Linked DNA regions of Homo sapiens: region 2 is linked to region 1. A link is a loop called in an ENCODE intact Hi-C map of the cell type or tissue named here. Cell type or tissue: A673. All regions are shown on one strand. Each heading gives the region's core, and the rest is flanking DNA. Links, peaks and the distances in the headings are about the cores only. Region 1 overlaps GRIA4 (glutamate ionotropic receptor AMPA type subunit 4). Region 2 has its middle 98 kb from the start of PDGFD.

What was found. Hi-C counts contacts between places; a loop is a spot of excess contacts. Peaks named below come from ENCODE experiments on the same cell type or tissue, not always from the same donor. Only the 100,000 strongest peaks of a DNase experiment are listed, where the experiment ranks them.
Region 2: it touches region 1 in a loop (4-fold over the local background); 13 of 110 quality-filtered maps call a loop at or near these places.

The regions. Positions count from the first base shown.
Region 1 is chr11:105,850,400-105,855,399 of GRCh38, forward strand. The region is part of intron 4 of GRIA4 (glutamate ionotropic receptor AMPA type subunit 4); the gene reads left to right. Among named protein-coding and RNA genes, the nearest start is that of MSANTD4, 170 kb to the right of the region's middle. In A673, for the core only: no CTCF peak of the experiment used is centred there; no DNase peak of the experiment used is centred there; H3K27me3 peaks cover 314 bases.
Region 2 is chr11:104,253,815-104,271,318 of GRCh38, forward strand. No RefSeq gene overlaps it. Among named protein-coding and RNA genes, the nearest start is that of PDGFD, 98 kb to the left of the region's middle. In A673, for the core only: no CTCF peak of the experiment used is centred there; no DNase peak of the experiment used is centred there.

The sequences.
Region 1 (5,000 bases), core at 1-5,000:
TGTGAAATAGTCCTATGGGGTTTTGTGACTGTTTCTAGAAGGGAAGAACTTGGGCAAGCATATAGATAGATCTAAGTAGTAACTCAAAAGCTTTTTGACTAAAGTCAACCTAATTCTACGGTTTAATGTTTGATGTCCTTACAGAGAGAAGGCAGTTGATAGTGTGTCCTGAGCAGTGCCGGGACAACATCATTAACCAAACTGGACCACAGGGCAGCACTCACAGGGTATTCTGAAGAAAGAAACTGTGTTCATTATTGTAATCTTTGCAATGGTTCTAATGTTTGGGCTAGAGCTACCAGAGACATTTGGGGAGGGGAGAATTGGGAGAAGGGGGCTTTACGTCCCTGTGAACTTAGAGTGAAAGCAGCAAGCATACGCTCAATGTAAAGAGCAGAAGCCACCACACTTCTTGGAAATATCATTGTATCCAGCAGTGCTTCGTGGTCAGGGATATGTCTAGGTCAAAAATGAATCCTTAATAGGGGAATAAAATTAACCCAAACTGAATGGAATTAAGTTTGCATTGTATTATAGACCATATCATGAGGAGAATAAAAAGCAGACTGTAATATCAGACAGAATGAGGCTTTACCAATTAATAGCTACATGCTCTTGGCCAAGAACTTAACTTCTGTATCATCAGTTTCCTTTATATAAAATGAAGATAATAAAACTAACACCATGCCAATAAAGCACTTAATACAATATTAAAGGTCATGGATTTGTCAGGCCTTCAATAATTGTTATTACTATTACCTTTATTATTATTAGGCTTGATCAAATGGGAAGGGATATAGAAAAAGGGCAGAATTTTTACCCTTGTCATTTAATTCAACCTAATTCCCTCTTGTTGAGCTTATTCTTTCCTTTGTGTGAAAAAAATAGGGAAATCAAAATGAATAAAAGCTAGTCTCATACTTAAAGGGAAGTAGACAGGTAAACTAGCAATTACAGTTATAATTTCACATCCCTGAGGTTAGTGACAGGCACGCTGTATACTTAATACTTTCCAAAGTAGCACATAGGACTTATTTAATAAATGATTTAATTAATTCAGAGTAGCATGAGCTGTAATTACTGTACAAACAGCTAGGGAAATGTAAAGAAAAAAGACAACAACCCCACATGGATGAGGCCAGAGAAGGCTTCTGAAATGGTCTGAAGCTGAAGCTGAGACTTAAAGAAAGATTAGAAGTTGCCAGTGAGTGTAGGGCATACAGACTCTCTTAGCGCAGGGAATAGCCATTGCATTCCGTTAAAGGCAAGAGAGAATCTGGTTTATTCAGAGAACCACCAATCTTCAGTATGAGTTGAGTGGCGCATACCTAAGAGACACAGTGAAAGATTGGTTTGGGAAGATAAACATCCATCCCTCCTGTCACCACTCCTGGTCATTTCTATTCCTCCTTTCCCTTATTTTCCTTCATAGTACTTACTACCTCTTGTCCTTCTATTATAAATGTATTTGTGTATTACTTCTTGTCTGCCTCAGCCACTGGAATGTAAGCTTCATGAAGAAAAGCACATCCTACTGTTCCATTTCTATATCGGCAGCCTCTGGATCAGTGGCCTGAAATGTAGGAAATGCTCAACAAATATTCATTGAGTGAAAAGTGAAAGAAGAAATAAATAGAGAACTGCTCATGAAATGTCTTAAATGTAATATTTAGGAAGAAATGTCAGGATTGGTGTGGGATGAGGGTGAAGCTGAGTAATGAGTCTGAGAGAATCTCTTAGGTTTCTGACTAAAGTGATAAGTAAATGACTAATGACCAAATACGGAATTTAAGAAAAAGAGCTAGGTTTTTGTTTTTCGTTTGGAGGGAGTGTGGGATGTTGAGTTATACATTATGACTTTCCCAGAGTTGTAGGGATGAATTTCTTTACCTATGAAGAATCCGCAATCTACTTCCCTCAAATGAACAGCAGCCTTATAAGTTACTCCACAGTGGAATGAAGCTGATTTTTATTTACAGCTATAGAAAAGATTATCATGACTAATAAAATCCTACATTAATCTTCTTCATTACATAGAAAGTCAAAGGTGGAAGATTAAGAAATTTAAATAACCTGCCTCAGAACCACAGAGTTGAAATGAGAAACAGAACGTTTGCCGTTAAAAGTAACAGAGGCTACCACTGATCCCATCATTTGTCACCTAGCATGCTGTTCAATAAATCACTCTGTATTTAGATAATCACCTCAGTGTCATTTCTCCACTAAAGAAATTTAATAGTGAGCAATCAAATGTATTCACTCTCAGTCCCTGACATGAGTTTACAATTACTTCCTAGAACTGAGCTAGTCTCAGTAGGATATAAAAATTAGGCGAATCATATGGTGAATACTTACTTCATCCTGTGTTTTTTCCTGCTAGGAACAGAAATTGTCTCCATAATTGTATGCAAATCCTTTCACCAGAATCATCACAAGAAAATTATGTACTGCTACTCCTGCTCTAAAGAAAAGACGAAAGTAACAGTTTAAAATATCACTTTCAAATCAACCAAAATGAATGGTTTTGGCTTTGTGTATAAAAGCCAGATCCAAATTAATATTATTTACAGTACACAGCTTGGCATGTGAATATAACAAGCTGATACTTAATATGTTGTGTAACACTTCTTTGAGTTTCGTTGCTAGTGATTGCTTTTATGATTAATTAATGAGATCTGTTGGACTCAAACTTCAACATACGGTAGAATAAATTAATTGCTCTTTTAAGAACCAGAATTCTTTGGACAGCACTGGCTATCTTGCACCCTCAATTAATGAGTCAGTTTTGCAGGTTAGCTCAGGATTTGTTTTTATGAACCAAAAATATTTCTGTTTTTATCATTTAGAATGGAGTCCTTTCTGAAATGAATTTCACACTTACTTCAATCCTAAGTTTCTGAAGCTTATTTTAGCTCTTATTAATGACTCAGGATGGTTGCTATAAATAAAGATTATGAAAATTGGAGATTACTATTAAAGGCTACCTTAGGATATCTCTAAAGGTATTCCTGCTGAGATATGTGGGACTCTGGGCTTCTACAACTCATGACCTCTCTCTGCCATTTGTAGAGTTGTAGAGTTTTTGCATTTACTTGCCACATTCTTTCAGGACCAAAATGTACAAAGTATAAATTAAGTAGTTTTCAGCTCATTCCGATGTCAGTAATATTACTTATTATTCATTCAGAAGCTATCTCTGGGATGAACAATAAGACATTGCTGATATTTGACTATTTTTGATCAGCAGAAATGAAAATGTCATATGGCTCCACCTGATACAATGAAATATCTCCTGGCTCTTATACAGATAAGTACAGGATTGGTGGGGTGGGGGGAGTGTAGAATTTAGAGAAAAGCAAACAATCAACACTCTCCTTTCTTTCCACTTTTTCTGGAGTTGGTCTAAGTGACAGGAGATTTGGCATTATGCCTGTATTAATTTCAGTAGTCTCCTATTTGGATTCCCTGTCCTCCTTCTCTTTCCACTCTTCGGATGCATCATTTCCACTATATCAAACTAGCATTATAAAAGCAGTTTTATAAATCTGTCTCTTCTCTGCTCCAAAGCTTCGAAGGTTTCTACTGTTTCAGTATTGTTTCACAATGATCAGTGGAGTAATTTCTAAACTTTCAGTATTTAATTATCCAAAACTATTTATCGAGTCCCTTTTAGATGCCAAGTCTTCTTCTAGGCACAGTGAACAAAACAAGCCTCCTGACTTCATGAGCTTACCTTTTAGTATGGGAAAGAGACAATAAACAAGGTGAGTGAGTAAAATCTAGAGTATATTAGGTGGTGGTGAAGTGTTGGGGAGAAAGTAAAGCAGAGAAGAGGAATAGAAAAGCACAGGATGAAGGAGCTGAAATTTTAGATAAAGTAACCCAGAACGGCCTCACTGAAGAGAGGGCATTTGGGTAGAAACCTAAGAACATAAAGGCAAAACCCTGAAGACCCATCTTGGGGAAAGCACAGCAGGGTGAAGCCTGAGCCAGAGCACCCCTGGCAAAGCAGCCAGATGTCTGGTGATGTTTGAGAGCAAGAGAGCAGTGGATGACGTCAGTATAAAGGAGCAATTGGAGAGTTTGGACCTGTAAGTGGTATGATCTGGCTTGCCTGAAAAGTTCCATTCCTGAAGCTATGCTATGAGTAGTGCAAAGCGGGCAAAGGTGGAGGAAATAAAAGACATGTAAAGAGGCATTTGCAAACAAGAGGCTTGGGCCTGGGTGGAGGCAGTGTCGGTAGGAAGAAATGGCCAGGTTTTTGATATATTTTGAAGGTAGCCTTGACAGAATATGCTAAAATACGAGATGTGATTGTGAGAGAAAGAATGGAATTAATGGTGACTGTGATTGAAAGGCCTTCACATCACAGCCTCATCCTTCCTTGCTAATTTCATCGCTCTCTCTGCATGCTGAAGTGTGGTGAAAAGTCCCTAAGCTGGAGAATGGAAGACTTGAGTTCATTCACATTTCTGCCACTTAGTGGGGTTATGCTTTGATGTAAGTCACATAAATTGTTTTTATTTCTTCACCTTTATGGTGGGGATAATATCTACTTCACAGGGCTGTTATGAGGTTCAACTGTATTGTGAAATACTAATAAAGCATAATGTAGTTTATGAATACATTACTCCAGCAGCCTGCTCTATTAACTATCAATGATTAATAATTTATTAAGCATTCTCCAAGCTCCTGCCTCTGTGCCTTTGCTTTATGATGCAGCAGCTCCTTCCTCCTCACCATCTTTATTCATCAACCCTTTCCATCCTTTAGGGACCATACTACAGTCCAAGTCATTCTCTCCATGGTGAAACCCCCTTTGAAAGGGTCTAATCTTTTGCTTAACACTGCTTTCCCAAGGTATCGCAATATTGAATAGGTTTGACACTCAAAATTATGTCTTACATACCTTACATGCTTAATATTAGACAAAGACCTTGTTTGAGTGCCTGTTAACTCACAAACATATATTTTAATTCCCTTATAAAAATACAATGGTT
Region 2 (17,504 bases), core at 5,696-10,695, 1.6 Mb before region 1:
GTTTTAAAAAAGTCACAGATGCAAATTAGACAATTTGGTTCATGATAAACTAAGATACTTCACTTGCTGAAAAACCTATTTCTTCATATAATTCTATGGATTTTGTATTTGATGTGCTTCCACATTTTTAACACTGCTTTGCCATGCCTTTGTGGACTGCGATGTTGTTTTCTCTCATTCAGAGACCTGAAAAACTAATTAACTCATTTGAACTGGATGACTAAAGTGCAAAAGTAATCTGTCACAACTAAAAACATAAATTCAATGTTTTTTCCCATCACAGTCTAGTGCACTTTTTTCTGTAATGCAGTATAATCAAAAGATTATGAACTTTGAGGTCAGACCAGAGAGCAAATCCTGACTGTCACATATTTCCTATATGACCATCAAGTGACTTCACTTCTCTGAGTTTCAATTGCATTGTCTATACAACAACAAAGAGTTAAAAAAGAATAAGACCTATTATGAAGGCTATATTGAGATTGTAAGAGCTTGGAACATATGAGGCACTCTTCCTGGAATGTTTCCCAGCCCCTCTCTTCTTCAAAATCAACTCCAGGATTATCTAACCACAATGATATAATGCAAAGGGTTTTCGGACTGGGAGCAGTTTTTGTCCCTGCTCTGTCACTAACTCAGTCTTTAATCTCAAGCAAGTACATAAGTACATTCGGAATTTCAGTTGCTTAGTGCATCAGTAACAGCCCAGGCCTCTCAGCTCCATAGTCACCCTTCATTGTCCGGCTTCACCAATAGAGGGCGCTGGAAGGACACTGGAGGAGAGAGGGGCTCTTCCTGGTTTGGGGTGTGCTCATTACTAGCTGACTCCCGGAGGGCAGGCTGGCACCTTCCAGTGGAAGACTTCTCAGACCCGGGAGGATAGATTCCAGCGAGGTCCACCACGCAGCACCTCCACAGAAGTCCCTGTCATCCAAGGCCTACACCTACATCCTTTCCAACAATGTCTGGGCTCTTCCAGATTGGCGACTTCATTGAACACTCTGCTTTGGTCCTCGAGGTGCGACTGCTCCCTTTATTTCTTGCTTTCCTGTTCTTCAGAGTTCTGAATGCTATTCCCCCCACCCCAGTAGGTAATTCACTTATATTGTAAATATTTCTTTATATTAAACATTGTTTAACTTCTATCTCTTGGTTAATACTCTTAGGAAATAATTAGGTTACATGGAATCATCAATAAGTTTTTAAAAAGTAATTTTAATCTCTGATATTCAATGAGATTTAATAGAATATGCTCTTGGCTGTTCTTGGAGAAGTGTGCCTCATGGATGTATCCTTAGGCATAAGTTATTTTGTTGTGTTGCCAGGGAGTAATGTGAGAAGTAATTAGTTACATCCCCAAGAGCACTTACTATGGTAGGGATGCTACACTATAGATAAAAAAAATATATCATTGGACCCAACATGCAGAGAACAATCCAAAAGGTGATACACCAATGTGTAATCTGTGCAAACAATAATCCAAATGTAAATGAACAGCAGGTTATTTGATCATTGCATGCAGAATCCAATTAAGAGTGAGGTATGGTATAAAGACCCAAAAACGAACGGAATGAGGTAAGAAGTAGAGATATATGGATTAGAATCAAAGATGGTTTTGCTTGAGAATCAGACCAGTTGACTTAGACCAATAGTTCTCAAACAATGATAGTTGTAATTATCATCTGAGGAATATCTGCATTAACAAATGTGTCCAAATTTTAACCCAGACTGACTGAACCATCATATCTGGGGTTGGGAATTAGCCTATGAATTTTCAGAAACTCTCTACATATTTCTGACGTATTATTTCCTCCTCATCCCCACGAGTTAATTAATAAATAAAAAACTGTTCATGGAGAACATATTATGTGCAAGAGACAGTGCTAGGTACTGAGCAGTATAACAAGCTCATAAAAAAGACTTTGTGCTCAAGGAGTTTGTTGTCTATTGGAAAAGCAAGAAAAGTAGACTTTTAAGTAATACACAACTCCTTCAAGTATGTGTCAGCCATTATGCTAAGCATTTTATTTACATATCTCCTTTAGTCTTGAAAATCCAGTAAGGTAGGTAAAATTACTAAAATTACTTATAGATAAGGAAACTGAAGCTCAGAGGTTAGGTGATATTTTTTCCTCTTAAAGAGACATACAAAGCATTATTAGAGTATAAATGAGGAAGAAAGAAAGTTCTTTATGAACAAGGGGCCACTGAGGCTTGAACACTAATATTTTTGAGTTCTCAAATTTTGTCTTCTAAGGAATGGAAAAATTATTTGAAACTGTGATTCTTGTTTATTTCTCTCTTTTTAACTAATTGAAGATTTTATTTTACTTAATTAGTATTCTGGAACTCTTCTTGATTTTTTTCTTTTCCTTAAATATAGACACAGACCAAAGATTAAAAACCTATACGGAGTTTTGGCGGCATTGCAGATAATTTAAATGGCTAAAGGAGGTTGGGTGTAAACCAGAGTGAGCGGGAGATGGGAATGGGATAGGACTCTGTGTAGAAAGTGTAGTCTTGGTTGAACAATATTCATATTTAAATATATTTTAAAATGAATTTTAAATGGGACAAGGAGACTATACAAACTATCTAGTAGCATATCCCAAGTTCTCAAGCCTGTCTAACTGCAAAGGGATGTTTACAGAGCTTCATTTAAGGTATCTGCTTTCCAACATTGAAATCAATTTTTGTTTTCACTTTAAATTCCGGTGGGTTTCTATTGTATTGCATGCTTCTGTGATAGACTCTGCAGTAGGGAGAGGGAGTGAGATGTAGCATTGGGGTGGGATGGAATCAGAACTGTATGAAGATCCATGAAACCTGAATTTGATCTGGGTGCTCCACTTTACGGAGGATTTTCTCATCTCAACTTATTCACACAACCACTAGGTGGGGAAGAAGATATTAAAACACAGTTCTTCATGACTCCACTCCTATATCCTTTACACTAAATGAAGATGAGGCAATTTATGAAAAGTTATTTGTAGATTGAAGAAAGTCAAACAAAAACAAGTGACAAATTAAAAAAATACCAATATGCTTAAGATAGTGGAAGCAAAAAGGCACAGAGAGCTGAGAGAAGGCATAATGACTGTGCAGAAATCAGGAAAAGCTTCAGGGAGCTTATGGCCTTTGAGATGGACCTTGATGGGTGAATACGCTCCGATAGGTGGAGTTTGGATAAAATTATAGGCAGAATAAACAGAATTAAACAAAGGGATTAAAGAAGAGATATCTAGGCCATATTCAAGGAATAGAAATTGGTACACTTTATTTGAAACTTACAGTAGGTATCAGGAAGATAAGACAAAGACATATAGGTGACTTGGAGTCAAAATACGGATTGAGGAGTTTGTGAACAGGTGTACAAACATGGCTAGATCTACTCTTTCAGAAAGGCAATCAAGTAATGGTGTCACTATATTGGAGCATTGAGAGAGTGCCCTAGGTGTGAGTTGAGGGGTCTGATGGGTGTGTGTGCATGTGTGTGTAACAGTGGGGCTGAAGAGACCCTCCAATAGACACATGAGAAGCAAAATCCCTGAGATTTACCTGCAATATTTTGAGCTGCATAATTAAGAGCAAACTAAACTTCATTAACCAGAAGTCAAAAAACAAAACAAAACAAAAAACATCTATTTGAGGAGCCGAGGAGGAGACTGAGAGAGAGGAGTTGATGTGATATTTTTGCTCACATTTCATTGGAAATACCCGTTGTAGAGATTGTTTCAGGGAGCTGAAAATGTCTATCCGGGGTTTGGGGAGGGGTAAGGCTAGAGGAATGGATTTAGGAGTCTTTAGTACGAAGGAATTGACTACAATCCCCATAGGCTGTGAAACTGTCAAATGAAAACTGTAAAAAAGAGGAGAAGGGCAATCATCAAACTTTGAGAATGAATATATTTAGAGATACAGAGGGGGCAGCAGAGCTGGAAAGGACAGCGAGATCAGTAGTCTTGGAGTAGGAGGCATGGACAGTGCGAAGTTAATGAAGATGAGGGAGGAGAGGGATTTGTGTTGAGACATAGGACCAGCTGTTTCATTCCCTGATATTTGAAAATGCAGTTTTAGCAATTGTGGAGGTGGAAACCAGACTGCAAGGGATTATGTTTTAATTGGATGGTGAGGAATCAAAGGCTGGGAGAAGAGCATGATCTTTTAATAATTCTGGGCATGAAATGTAGGGGGACAGAGCAAAATATTGCATCATTTGCAATTTCTAGGAAGATATTTTTAAGATAGGAGTGATACGGGTATGTTCAGGGACAGAAGGTGCTTGGTAATAAATATTTTGATGTGAAAATGGCTAATGCAAGAATTCCAGTGGGAGATATAATACTGGATTTAGAAAGGAGCTGTCTGCAGAGGGAGAAGTAAGCTTTGTGCTCAAATCACTTTTTTTTTTTTTTTCTGACTCCGGAGAGCAGTTTGTGTCCGCCTGGGCAACTTTATTTTTTAAATAGTTGGATTGTTTGGAGAACATTCTCTGTCTTTTTCTCATGCTCTTTCAACCTTTCAACTAAGAAAACACACACACACACACACACACACACACACACACACACACACACACAGAGTGAGGGAGTGGCTCCGAATGTAAAATAATCCAGTATGTCCAAAAGATCCCACTATCCCCCCAGGTAGCTGGGCACCTTATGAGCTGATGTCTGATTCTCAGAAACGTTACAGCAGAGGGCATTCATCAGGAAATTGAGTTCAAGTAATAGCATGGTCACCTTACCCAGAGGACACTTGCCAGAAATTAAAGAAAAAAATGCCTCGTGGGCAAACTCATTGCTAATTATATCTTGAAAGTGCTTGAAAATGCAACCTCAGTGGATGCAGAGCGATGAATCAGTGTTTTACTCAATATAGTTTGTCCTTCATCATCCAGGCTTCAGATAATTTAGAGAAAACACCAAAAATTCCTTCCCAATCATTCTGAACATGATGAACATGGTGTCCTATGGGGTACTTGATGTGGCCCTGGAATTATGACTGACAGTATACCTTTATACAGATCAAAGAAACATCCCTGATTATGATGGGAGACATGAAATTACAGCCAATTATCTTCAGGTCAGTATAGTGACACTAATTGTTGGGAATAGATAACAGAGTAAACTATTGCATTGTTTAAAATATTTGAGTTTCCTGGAGTTTGCCCTGTTAGCTAACTCTATGAGTAAAAGTAAAGTCTATGGGTTAACTAGAGGTAGCTCTGTTCTAAGGACTTACCCTAGACCAGTGAGCGCTCTCTCACTCTCATTCATTCTCTCTCTCTCTCTCTCTGTGTGTGTGTGTGTGTGTGTGTGTGTGTGTGTGTGTAACATTTACTCGATTAAAATGTGGCATAAGTTTCTTTTGGTCCATGTTTCCAGTTTCCTTAAATGGGTCTCTGTTGTGGAGGTAGTAAAAGATTGGCCTGTACAGCAGAGAAAAGGTGGTGGGCAATATTCCAAAGAGAATTCCAGTGCATATTCCATCACTGTTTTTTTTTTTGTTTTGTATTTTTCTTTTTAGGAAATCACTCATCATACGGGCATGCTGTCATGAACTAGTGTCCACTGTCAACTTGAGTCTTCCTTTTCACTTGGGAATATTTGGATGATGCTTCCCAGATAAGGAAACTGAATGAAAGCCAATAATGAAGGCTTCTAATCAGATCTCGAGTGTTCAGAGATGGGAGGAGTTGCAGGGCCAGCAACACAGACAAAGAGGGCAGTGCCTTTGTTGCATGCGTGTTATTGGCCAGACACATGTGACTTGTAATTCAAGAGATTTTATCTTCCTGTCCCATCCTGCCATGAATACCATTATTTGTCCACCTTTTATTTGTTTGTTTGTTTTGGTGTTATTAACCGTATCTTCCTTAAGAGAATCTTACAAAATTATTGAGTCCTTTAAGTGCATTTTTAAAGTCTTGAGAATTATTTTTGCTTTGACCTTTCACCGGAGGCATTATTTTACAATTCCTTTGCTTGATCTATGTTGGACTTTTTAAAAGCTGCCACAACTCTAGTAGAATTTAAAAATGTAATTTAAAGGATCCCAAACTGCTTTAGGATTGATTTCAACTACAAGCTATGGAGTTTTGACTATGAGACTTAATAAAATAAGTTTTGTTGTTTCTCCTATAACAAGAAGTCCAGGGTTAGGCAGTTTAAGGTCACTGTAGCAATCCTGGAGCACTGGTGCTGCAGTTTCAAACATTTTTCAGGCTCCGTCTCTCTTTTCTGCTCTCTTTGGTGTGTGGATTTATTCTCATGATCACCTAATGACAACAAGATGGCAGTTATTTCCAATCTTGTTACCACCATCTATTTAGAGAAAAGATAGAAAAGTCACAAGGAGGAAGGGATGGTCTTATATTAGGAAAACTGTGTTTCCTCAGAAATCCTCCCACCTATCTTACTGGCTAGACTGTGTCACATAGATATTTCTCTACACAAGAGAGGCTACGAATGTGAGATTTCAGATGACTGTGCTGCTATTACTAACAAAATTAGAGTTTTTTCTTGTTTTTTTTTAATAAGAAAGGGATCAGTGGTAGTAAACAACATGACCATTTTCTTTCCTAAGAACATCCCTCCCAAAAATGTTCTGTCCAAAATTAATAGATAAAATGAAGTTTCGTAAGAACACAGGAAGAAATAATTGAACAAAAAGAAGTCAGGAGATTTGATTATAATAGATTAGCTTATTTTGAGCAAGAAACTGGATCAGACCCATCAAAAAGATCTGAAAACATAGTGGTAGTTATTAACCAAATTTATGGCACATCACTTTTTGGTAACGTTTTGGTCCCTAGCCTGAGGGACTTTCCAACTAGAGCTATTCTTTTGTCTTTGAACAGAATTTCCTCTGAATTCTTACTCATTTCCTTGACTTCTGGACACAGTAGTTTTCAGTAGTGGCATTTGTATGTAGAAGCCTTTTTATACGATTTAATTGAGATCAAAGTTTGTTCTATTATTTAAAATTTTTCTTTAAAATAAGAAATCATAAACATATATGATTTATTAAAAACTTCTTAGTTTTGTTTCAATGTGGTAAATATATATAGCACAAAATGGATCATTTTTAACAATTCTCAGCATACAGCTAGGTGGCATTAAGTAGATTCATGTTGTTGTACAACCATTACCACTACCCATTTCCAGAACTTTTAATTATCTTAAATAGGAAATTTGTTCATTTAAACAATCATTCCCCATTCTCTCCTTTTTCCAGCTCCTGGTAAATTCTATTCTACTTTACATTTTTATAAATTTGTCTATTCTTGGTATTTCTAAGTGGAATCATACAATGTTTGCCTTTTGTTTCCAGCTTATTTCGGTTACCAGGTTTTCAAAGCTCATCCATATTGTGTATGGATTAGAATTTAATCTATTTTTAAGGTTGGGTAATAATCCATTTCATACATTTACATGTATATATACATTGTATATATGAAATGTATATATATAAAACAAACAAATGTATATACATAATATTTTATTCATTCATCTGTTGACAGACGTTTCTGTTATTTACAACTTTTAGCTGTTGTGAATAATGCTTCTATGAACATGGATGTACATGTGTCTGTTTGAGTCCCTGCTTTCAATTATTTTAAGTATGTAGTATACTTAAAAGTGAAATTATGACAGGTATTGTGATTCGATGTTTAATTTTTTTGAGAAACTGCCAAACTGTTTAACTTCCACAGTGGCTGGGTCCTTTTACATTTCAACGAACAATGCACAAGAGTTGTGATTGCTTCATACTCTTGCCAACATTTGTTAATTTCCATTTTTTAAATGACAGCCATTTTAATGGATGTGGATTGGTATATCATTGTGATTTTGATTGGCATTTCCCTAATGACTAGTTATATTGACCATGTTTTTATGTGTTTATTTGCCATTTGTATATATTTTTCAGAGAAATGTCAGTTCAAGTCCTTTGCCCATTTTTTAATTAGGTGGTTTGCTTCTTTATTATTGACTTGTGGTTCTACATTTCAGTAGATTACAGTATTGCTCCTCAAAGATCTGTAATGAATGACCATTTTGTTCTTCTTCAGCCCCTCTCTAACTGATGCTTTTGTTAAATGCAATAAAAATAAATTACTAGAAAAATGAAATAAAGTGCACAAATCTCAATTTTATTAGTAGATTCAACTGACATGAAATTATATTCCTATATATATAAACAAAACATATCTTAGACAAAAAGAAAATAATAAAAAATCTGTGCAAATCATTCATTAAAAGTGTGTATATAGATAACATATAGAATCACTATTATATTCATAACTTTTCATTTTCTGCAATTATAACTCAACAGAAAATGTAAAAGAAATGATATGTTAAATGCCTAGATCACCATTTGAATGAAGACCCTATAAATTAGTATTTAATTGGTGTGACAAATGTTCATGACTCTTGTTTTGATATAATTTGGATTGATATTAATGTTATTCAAAGGAAATAACGTATATCTACAAAAGTTTATATGTTTTCTTTTAAAACACAGTACACAGGAATAGAATAAGATTTTAGCAAACTCAAAATAGTAATTTTTAACTTTTTTCTGTAAAATGAAATTTTAACAATTATCTTCCTTTAGAAACATGGCTGGTTTAACTGAATAAGCCGGGTTCCAAAGCATATTTAACCAAAATGACGTATTTCAGGCTGAATTAAATATTAAAAGCCACTCATCTATACACATTCACCACTTGGATACTCAAGAATAATATTGATGTGATAGTAGCAAGGACATTTGTTTTTCTACTTAGTTACTATAGGGCCCAAAATAAAAGATGTGTTTAATCAGTAATAAAATATTAAATCATCTCTTCAATTTTGATTCATTTATTTTTCTTACTGCTTTTACTTTTAGATCCATCTCTAAATCTCTCATTTTTTTCCCTATTCCAATGCTATGTTATATTTTACTCCATTTCAAACTAACAGACATTATTGAATATCTTCCAGTATTATACAATAGTGTTAAAACGGTCTCCCAGGAACCAAGTAATTAATTTCTTAGCTATCATATTTACTACTCAGATTCTACGGCATTAAGTCAGACTTCTCTGAAGATAAATGCAAATTAATTTTCTCATTGCCTCACAATTTAGAATTCTGACTCTGATATAATCAAATAAGCTCCTATGGAGACACAGATTTAGTTGTTCAACTTGATTTTCTTTCAACAAAATAGCTTCATAAATACTACAAGCAACCGTTCAGTTCTCGTATTTCAATATCTTGTGGAAAAGTACTCTATTACTGAAAATGTGCAGACTTTACAAAATGAAGGAAAAAATGAAAAAATAAAATGATTTTCAATGGGTCAATTTAAGCCCAAAGTGCTTAAGGATACAGAGCAATTTATTTCAATTACTTCAAGCAGTGAGTAAAGGCACACCTGGTGCTGTCTCCAGGCCAATGCACTCCAGTTAACAGGTGTGAATTAATGTTTGCTAGCATTGATTTCTCAACGGGAGTCACTGCTTCACTTTTTCTTTTTAGCTTCTTTACTAAATGAGTACAAATTCCTATTTCTATGAAAGTAACGAGCACTTCTTTCTATATTACAACTTGTTCAATTGAAGTGCACATGTTCTCAGCATCAGCTACTCCCTAAAACCTATACTAATTTTAAAAAGCACTTTGATTATCAAGTTCTTCTTTTAAGTCAGAATAAGCTACTAAAATTGTATGTAATAATCCTGACCACTCAGTGGCTTTACAAGATCTACCCACCTAACTGCTCAACATTTACCAGTTGTTTTTTCAGTTTTTATGCCAATAAGAATCAGTTCATTGGGTGGTGATCTGAAATCACCAACTAATCTAACTGACTAAAAATTGGAGCTGTAATCCCTATCTCCAGGGTGTGGGATTGTGGGAAACTGAGGAATTATTTTTCCTTCATCCTGGCTCAAAAGGACTATAAAGCAAAAGTTCTTCACCTTCCCATGCTCCTAATTATCCATTGATAAATTGATATTAGATTAGATGCAAGATGCACAATTAACCTTAAGGTTGTGATCTCTTAAAATAAGCACTGACTTAACTTCTTACCATAATCTGTCATGCAATGTATTGATGTTAAACATGACATTTTTACACTGAGAGAAGAGTATAGCTTCATGTCTGAAAGCAGGAGAATGACAAGGATGCCACCTCACCAAAGGTAGATAATCAATTTTTCACTAAATCAGTTCTGCATTATATAATGAAGGAATAAATTGTTCAAACAAACCAAAGCTGCATAGAATGGAAAAAATGCAGACATTTTAAATTAATAATTCAACACAATATGATATAGAGAGCAATCAATGAAGAATTAATAGGAATATTTTTGACAGTTGCAAAAATTTTGCTTAATGCTTTAAACCCTATAGACATCACATTTTTAATTTATCAATTTATTCAGCACATATTTTTGAGTATCTCTGATGTTCAAGATGCCATGCTGGTTACTGTGGAAAGTAAATCTGTGACCCAGTGAACAGCTCAGGCTTGCCATTTTTCTCATGCCTCTTTTTCTAAATTCCCAGTGATTTAAATTCTCTTGGTTATTTTCACTTCAAGAACCTGTTTCTACAGCACTGCTACCATCGGTAGTTTTTAACTTCCAAAGAATTCCCTTCTTTTAGCTTCTCATGGATTCAGGTATGGAATGGAATTTCATACAAGCCATTTGTATGTCCTAGACTTTATGAAAATTTGGCATGATGGAGTTTTATCTCACGGGAAGGCAAACAACTTAACTCTTAGACAAATTTGATCATAATCGTTCCCTATGTTTTGCAACTCATATTCCTCCCCTCCACACTCTTCCTTCTTCCCTGCCTCTCTCATTAACAGTTCTCCCAAATCAGCTCCAAAATTCTCATTTGTTTCTTATACAGTGTCCATTATATATTTCTATTCAAACCAACCCAGGCTCTCAGAGTCTCATTTTTCACAATTTATAGCTTTACATGACCTCATAAAATTCTTTTGTATTCCTTTAAGAAAAAAACACTTTTAAGTTCAAGGGTATCTGTGCACGTGTGCTATATAGGTAAACTTGTGTCTTGGGAGTTTGATGCACAGATTGTTTCGTCACCCCGGGTTTAAGCCTAGTACCCATTAGTTATTTCTCCTGATCCTCTCCCTCCTCCCACCCTCCACCCTCCAACCTTCACCCTCCAAGAGGCCCCCGTGTGTTTTGTTTTCCTTTATGTGTCCATGTATTCTCATTGTTTAGCTCCCACTTATAACTAAGACTATGTGGTATTTGTTCTCCTGTTTCTGTGTTAGTTTGCTGAGGATAATGGCCACCAGCTCCATTCATGTACCTGCAAGACATTATCCCATTGGTTTTTATGGCTGCAGAGTATTTCATGTAGTATATGTACCACATTTTCTTTATCTAGTGTATCACTGATGGACACTGAGGTTGATTCCATGTCTGCTATTGTGAATAGTGCTGCAATGAGCACAAGTGTGCATGTGACTTTATAATATAATGATTTATATCCCTTTGGATATATGCCCAGTAATGAGATTGCTGGGTTGAATGGTATTTCTGGTTCCAAATCTTTGAAGAATCACCACACTATCTTCCACGTGATTGAACTAACTTACACTCCCACCAACAGTGTATAAGCATTCCTTTTTCTCCACAACCTCGCCAGCATCTGTTATTTTTTGACTTTTTACTAATAGCCATTCTGACTGGTGTGAGATGATATCTCATTGTGATTTTGATTTGTGTTTCTCTAATAATCAGTGATGTTTAGCTTTTTTTCATATGACTGTTGGCCACATGTATGTCTTCTTTTGGAAAGTATCTTCTCAGGTCCTTTGCCCATTTTTAATGGCATTGTTTTTTTCTTGTTAATTTATTTAAGTTCCTTATAGATGCTGGATGTTAGACCTTTGTCAGATACTTAGAAAACTGCAGTCTCAGCCCAAAAACTCCTTAAACTTATAAACAACTTAAGCCAAGTCTCAGGATACAAAATCATTGTGCAAAAATCATTAGTATTCCAATATGCCAACAAGAGGCAAGCCAAGAGTTAAATCAGGAATGTAATCCCATTCATAATTGCCTTAAAAATGATAAAATATATAGGAATACAGCTCTGCAGAGAGTGAAAGATCTCTATAAGAAGTACAAAACACTGCTCTAAGAAATCAGAGATAACACAAACAAATGGAAAAACATTCCATGCTCATGGATAGGAAGAATCAATATCATAAAAATGGCTACAATGGCCAAAGCACTTTAAATATTTAATGCAATTCCTATTAAACTACCATTTAGAGTCTTCACAGAACTACAAAAAAAACTATTTTAAAATTCATATGGAACAAAAAAGCAGACCGAATAGCCAAGGAAATCCCAAGCAAAAAAGCAAAGCTGAAGGCATCATGCCACTTGACTTCAAACTATACTACAGGGATACAATAACCAAAACAGCATGGCACTAGTACAAAAACAGACACATAGACCAATGAAACAGAATAGATAACCCAGAAATAAGGCGGCACACCTACAATCATGTGATTTTCTCTTGTACTCCTTTACATTCTATCCCCACCACAAATTTCTGGACCCAGACGACCACTGATATGCTTTTCTAGTCTGTAGACTAGAATTCAAATTGAGTTTCATGTAAATAGAGTAACATATTATGTCAACTTTTGTTCCTGGCTTCTTTTGCTCAAACAGTGTTTTTTTAAAATTATTATTATACTTTAACTTCTGGGATACATGTGCAGAACATGCAGGTTTCTTACATAGGTATACACGTCCCATGGTGGTTTGCTGCACCCACCAACCTGTCATCTACATTAGGTATTTCTCTTAATGCTATCCCTCCCCTAGCCCCTGATCCCTGACAGGACCTGTTGTGTGATGTTCCCCTCCCTGTGTCCATGTGTTCTCATTGTTCAACTCCCACTTACGAGTGAGAACATGTGGTGTTTGGTTTTCTATTCCTATGTAGTTTGCTGAGAATTATGGTTTCCAGCTTCATCCATGTCCCTGCAAAGGACATGAATTCAACATTTTTTATGGCTGCATAGTATTCCATGGTGTATCTGTGCCACATTTTCTTAATCCAGTCTATCATTGATGGCCATTTGAGTTGGTTCCAAGTCTTTGCTATTGTGCATAGTGCTGCAATAAACATACGTGTGTATATATCTTTATAGTAGAATGATTTAAAATCCTTTGGGTATATTCCTAGTAATGGGATTGCTGAGTCAAATGGTATTTCTCATTCTAGATCCTTGAGGATCTAGAACTGTCTTCCACAATGGTTGAACTAATTTATACTCCCACCAACAGTGAAAAAGCATTCCTATTTCTCCACATCCTCTCTAGCATCTGTTGTTTCCTGACTTTTTAATAATCACCATTCTAACTGGCATGAGATGGTATCTTGTTGTGGTTTTGATTTGCATTGCTCTAATGACCAGTGATGATGAGCTTTTCTTCACATGTTTTTTGGCTACATAAATGTCTTATTTTAGAAGTATCTGTTCATATCCTTCACCCACTTTTTGATGGGGTTGTTTTTTTCTTGAGAATTTGTTAAGTTCCTTGTAGATTCTGTATATTAGCACTCTGTCAGATGGATAGATTTCAAAAATTTTCTCCCATTCTGTAGGTTGCCTGTTCACTCTGATGATAGTTTCTTTTGCTATGCAGAAGCTCTTTAGTTTAATTAGGTCCCATTGATCGATTTTGGCTTTTGTTGCCATTGCCTTTGGTGTTTTAGTCATGAAGTCTTTGCTCATGCCTATGTCCTGCATGGTATTGCCTAGGTTTTCTTCTAGGGTTTTTATGGTTTTAGGTCTTAGTTTAAGTCTTTAATTCATCTTGAGTTAATTTTTGTATAAGGTGTAAGGAAGGGGTCCAGTTTCAGCTTTCTGCATATGGCTAGCTAGTTTTCCCACCATTTATTAGGTAGGGAATCCTTTCCCTATTGCTTGTTTTTTTCAGGTTTGTCAAAGATCAGATGGCTGTAGATGTATAGTATTACTTCTGAAGTCTCTGTTCTGTTCTATTGGTCTATATATCTGTTTTTGTACCAGTACCATGCTGTTTTGGTTACTGTAGGCTTGTAGTATAGTTTGAATTCAGGTAGCGGGATGCCTCCAGCTTTGTTCTGTTTGCTTAGGATTGTCTTGGCTATATGGGCTTTTTTTCTGGTTCCATATGAAATTTAAAGTAGTTTTTTTCTAATTCTGTGAAGAAAGTCAGTGGTAGCTTGATGAGGATAGCATTGAATCTATAAATCCCTTTGGGCAATATGGCCATTTTCAAGATATTGAGTTTTCCTATCCATGCCAATAACAAGTTCTGTAATTGCGGCAGTAATTAATAGCCTACCAATCAAAAAAAAAAAAAATCCCAGGACCAGACGGATTCACAGCCAAATTCTGCCAGAGATACGAAGAAGAGCTGGTACCATTCCTTCTGAAACTATTGCAAACAATAGAAAAAAGAGGGAATCCTCCGTAACTCATTTTATGATGTCAGCATCATCCTCATACCAAAACCTGGCAGAGACACAACGACAACAAAAAATTTCAGGCCAATATCCCTGATGAACATCAATGTGAAAACCCTCAATAAAATACTGGCAAACCGAATCCAGCAGCACATCAAAAAGCTTATCCACCACGATCAAGTTGGCTCCATCCCTGGGATGCAAGGCTGGTTCAACATACGCAAATCAAGAAACATAATCCATTACATAAACAGGACCAATGAAAAAAACCACACGATTATCTCAATAGTTGCAGAAAAGTCCTTTGATAAAATTCAACACCACTTCATGCAAAAAACTCTCAATAAACTAGGTATTGATGGAACATATCTTAAAATATAGGAAGAGCTATTTATGACAAACCCACAGCCAATATCTTACTGAATGGGCCAAAGCTGGAAGCATTCCCTTTGAAAACCAGCACAAGGCAGGGATGCACTCTCTCACCACTCCTATTCAACATAGTATTGGGAGTTCTGGCCAGGGCAATCAGGCAAGAGAAAGAAATGAAGGATATTCAAATAGGAAGAGAGAAAGTCAAATTATCTCTGTTTGCAGATGACATGGTTGTATATTTAGAAAACCCCATCGTCTCAGCCCGAAATCTCCTTAAGCTGATAAACAATTTCAGCAAAGTCTCAGGATACAAAATCAATGTGCAAAATCACAAGCATTGCTATACACCAATGATAGACAAACAGAGAGCCAAATCATGAGTGAATTCCAATTCACAATTTCTACAAAAAGAATAACATACCTAGGATTACAACTTACAAGGGATGTGAAGGACCTCTTTAAGAAGAACTAGAATCCACTGCTCAAGGAAATAAGAGATAACACAAACAAATGGAAAAACATTTAAATAGTGTTTTTTATATTCATTCATTGTGTTACATATATAGTAATTCATTCTTTTATTGGAGGCGTATGTTATGGATATACTATAATTTGTTCAAAAATTCATTCATCTGTTGTTGAACATTTAGGATATTTCTAGTTATTGGCTATTATGAATAAAGTTTCTACAAGTAGGCCCATCTTCCCATGCACATAAGTTGTCATTCCTGTTAGATAATAGCATGGAAATGAAATGGATAGGCTGTGTGGTCAGTGTATGTTTACATGTATAATAAACTGTCAAAGATTTTTCCAAATGGGTTGTGCACTTTTACCTTCGCAGCAGTGACGTACGAGAGTGTTGGTTCTTTTGCATCCTATTACCGTGTAGTATTATCAGTCTTTACTATGTTATTTTAGCCACTAAACATGTAGTAGTATCTCATAATTTTAATTTGGATTTCTCAAATGACTAATGATATTGAATATCTTTTGCATGTCCTGACTCTTCATATTTTATCTTCTTTTGTAAAGTGTCTGCCTGAATTTTTACCAATATTTTAATTGGAGTCTTTGTCATCTTCCAGTCAATATGTACTACAAATACTTTCTGTATTGGGGCTTGGCTTTTCCTTTTCATAAAGGTATCTTCAAACAGAAATAAAATTAAGATAAAAGTCTCTTTCGCCTTTTTTTTTAACTTATGGTTTCTACATTTGATGTGCTATCTATAAAAATGTTTCCTATCTCAAGTTCAAAAGATTTTTGTCTATATGTTGTCTGGAAGTTTCATAGTTTCAGCTTGTACATTAGGTCTAGGATGTATTTCAGTTTGGTTTTTGGGTATATGATGTGAAACAAGATTTGAGGCTTATTTTCTTCATATTAATAATTAGTTTAGCAGAATTTGTTTTAAAAAAAGTGTTCATTCACTATTGAAATACGTTGGCATCTTTAAAAAATCAGTTGACCCTGTAACTGTGATTAGTATAGGCCTCTGTATTGCATTGCACTGATATTTATGCCTGTTCTTTTGCTAATATCACACTGTCTTGATTAGTAAATCTTAAAATATGTTAGTGTATCTTCCCTAACTTTGTTTGACTTAGTCAAAATTATTTGGCCATTCCATGTTCTTTGCATGTTTATATACATTTTACAATCAGCTTATCAGTTTTTATGACAACATGGCTGGTATCTTGATTGTAATTGAGTTCAATCTATGAATTGTTATGTGGAAAATTGACATGTTAATGGTACTGAGCCTTCCAATCCGTGAATATAATACAGCTCTCAATTTACTTGTCTTTAATCATTTCTCTTGGTCATGTTTTATAGTTTTAATGTGCATGTCTTGATTTTTGTCAAATTTATTTTTGTCAAATGTTCACCTATTGAGATGATTGTATGTGTTTTATGCTTTATTTAGCTAATATGCTAAAGTACATTGATTTTTTTTTTTTTTTTTTTTGAGATGGAGCTTCATGCTTGTTGCCCAGGCTGGAGTGCAATGGCACAATCTCAGCTCACTGCAACCTCTGCCTCCCGGGTTCAAGCCATTCTCTTGCCTCAGCCTCCTGAGTAGCTGGGATTACAGGCACCCACCACCACGCCCAGCTAATTTTTTGTATTTTTAGTAAAGACGAGGTTTCACTATACTTTCCAGGCTGGTCTCAAACTCCTGACCTCAGGCAATCCACCTGCCTCGGCCTCCCAAGGTGCTAGGGTTACAGGCATGAGCCACTGCACCTGGCTTGAAGTACATTGAGTTTTTAAGGTTAAAATGAACTTGCATTATTGGAAAAGACAGTATTTGTTCATGGTGCATTCTTGTCATATATAGTTGAAAATGATCATCTTACATTTAAAAAAATTGTTGTGTTTGTGTTCATTATTCAATGGAAGATATTGATCTGTAGTTTTCTTATAATGTCTTTGTTTTGGTATCAGAGTAATGCTTGCATCACAAAATGATTCAGAAAGCATTCTCAGTAAATATTTAACATCTATAGATATTTATACTGTCCTGAAAGCAAAGTGAGGTTTCCGGATAAGGACCAATCTATTATTTACAACAGATAATTGGGGCTGCATGTACAGAAAAGGAATA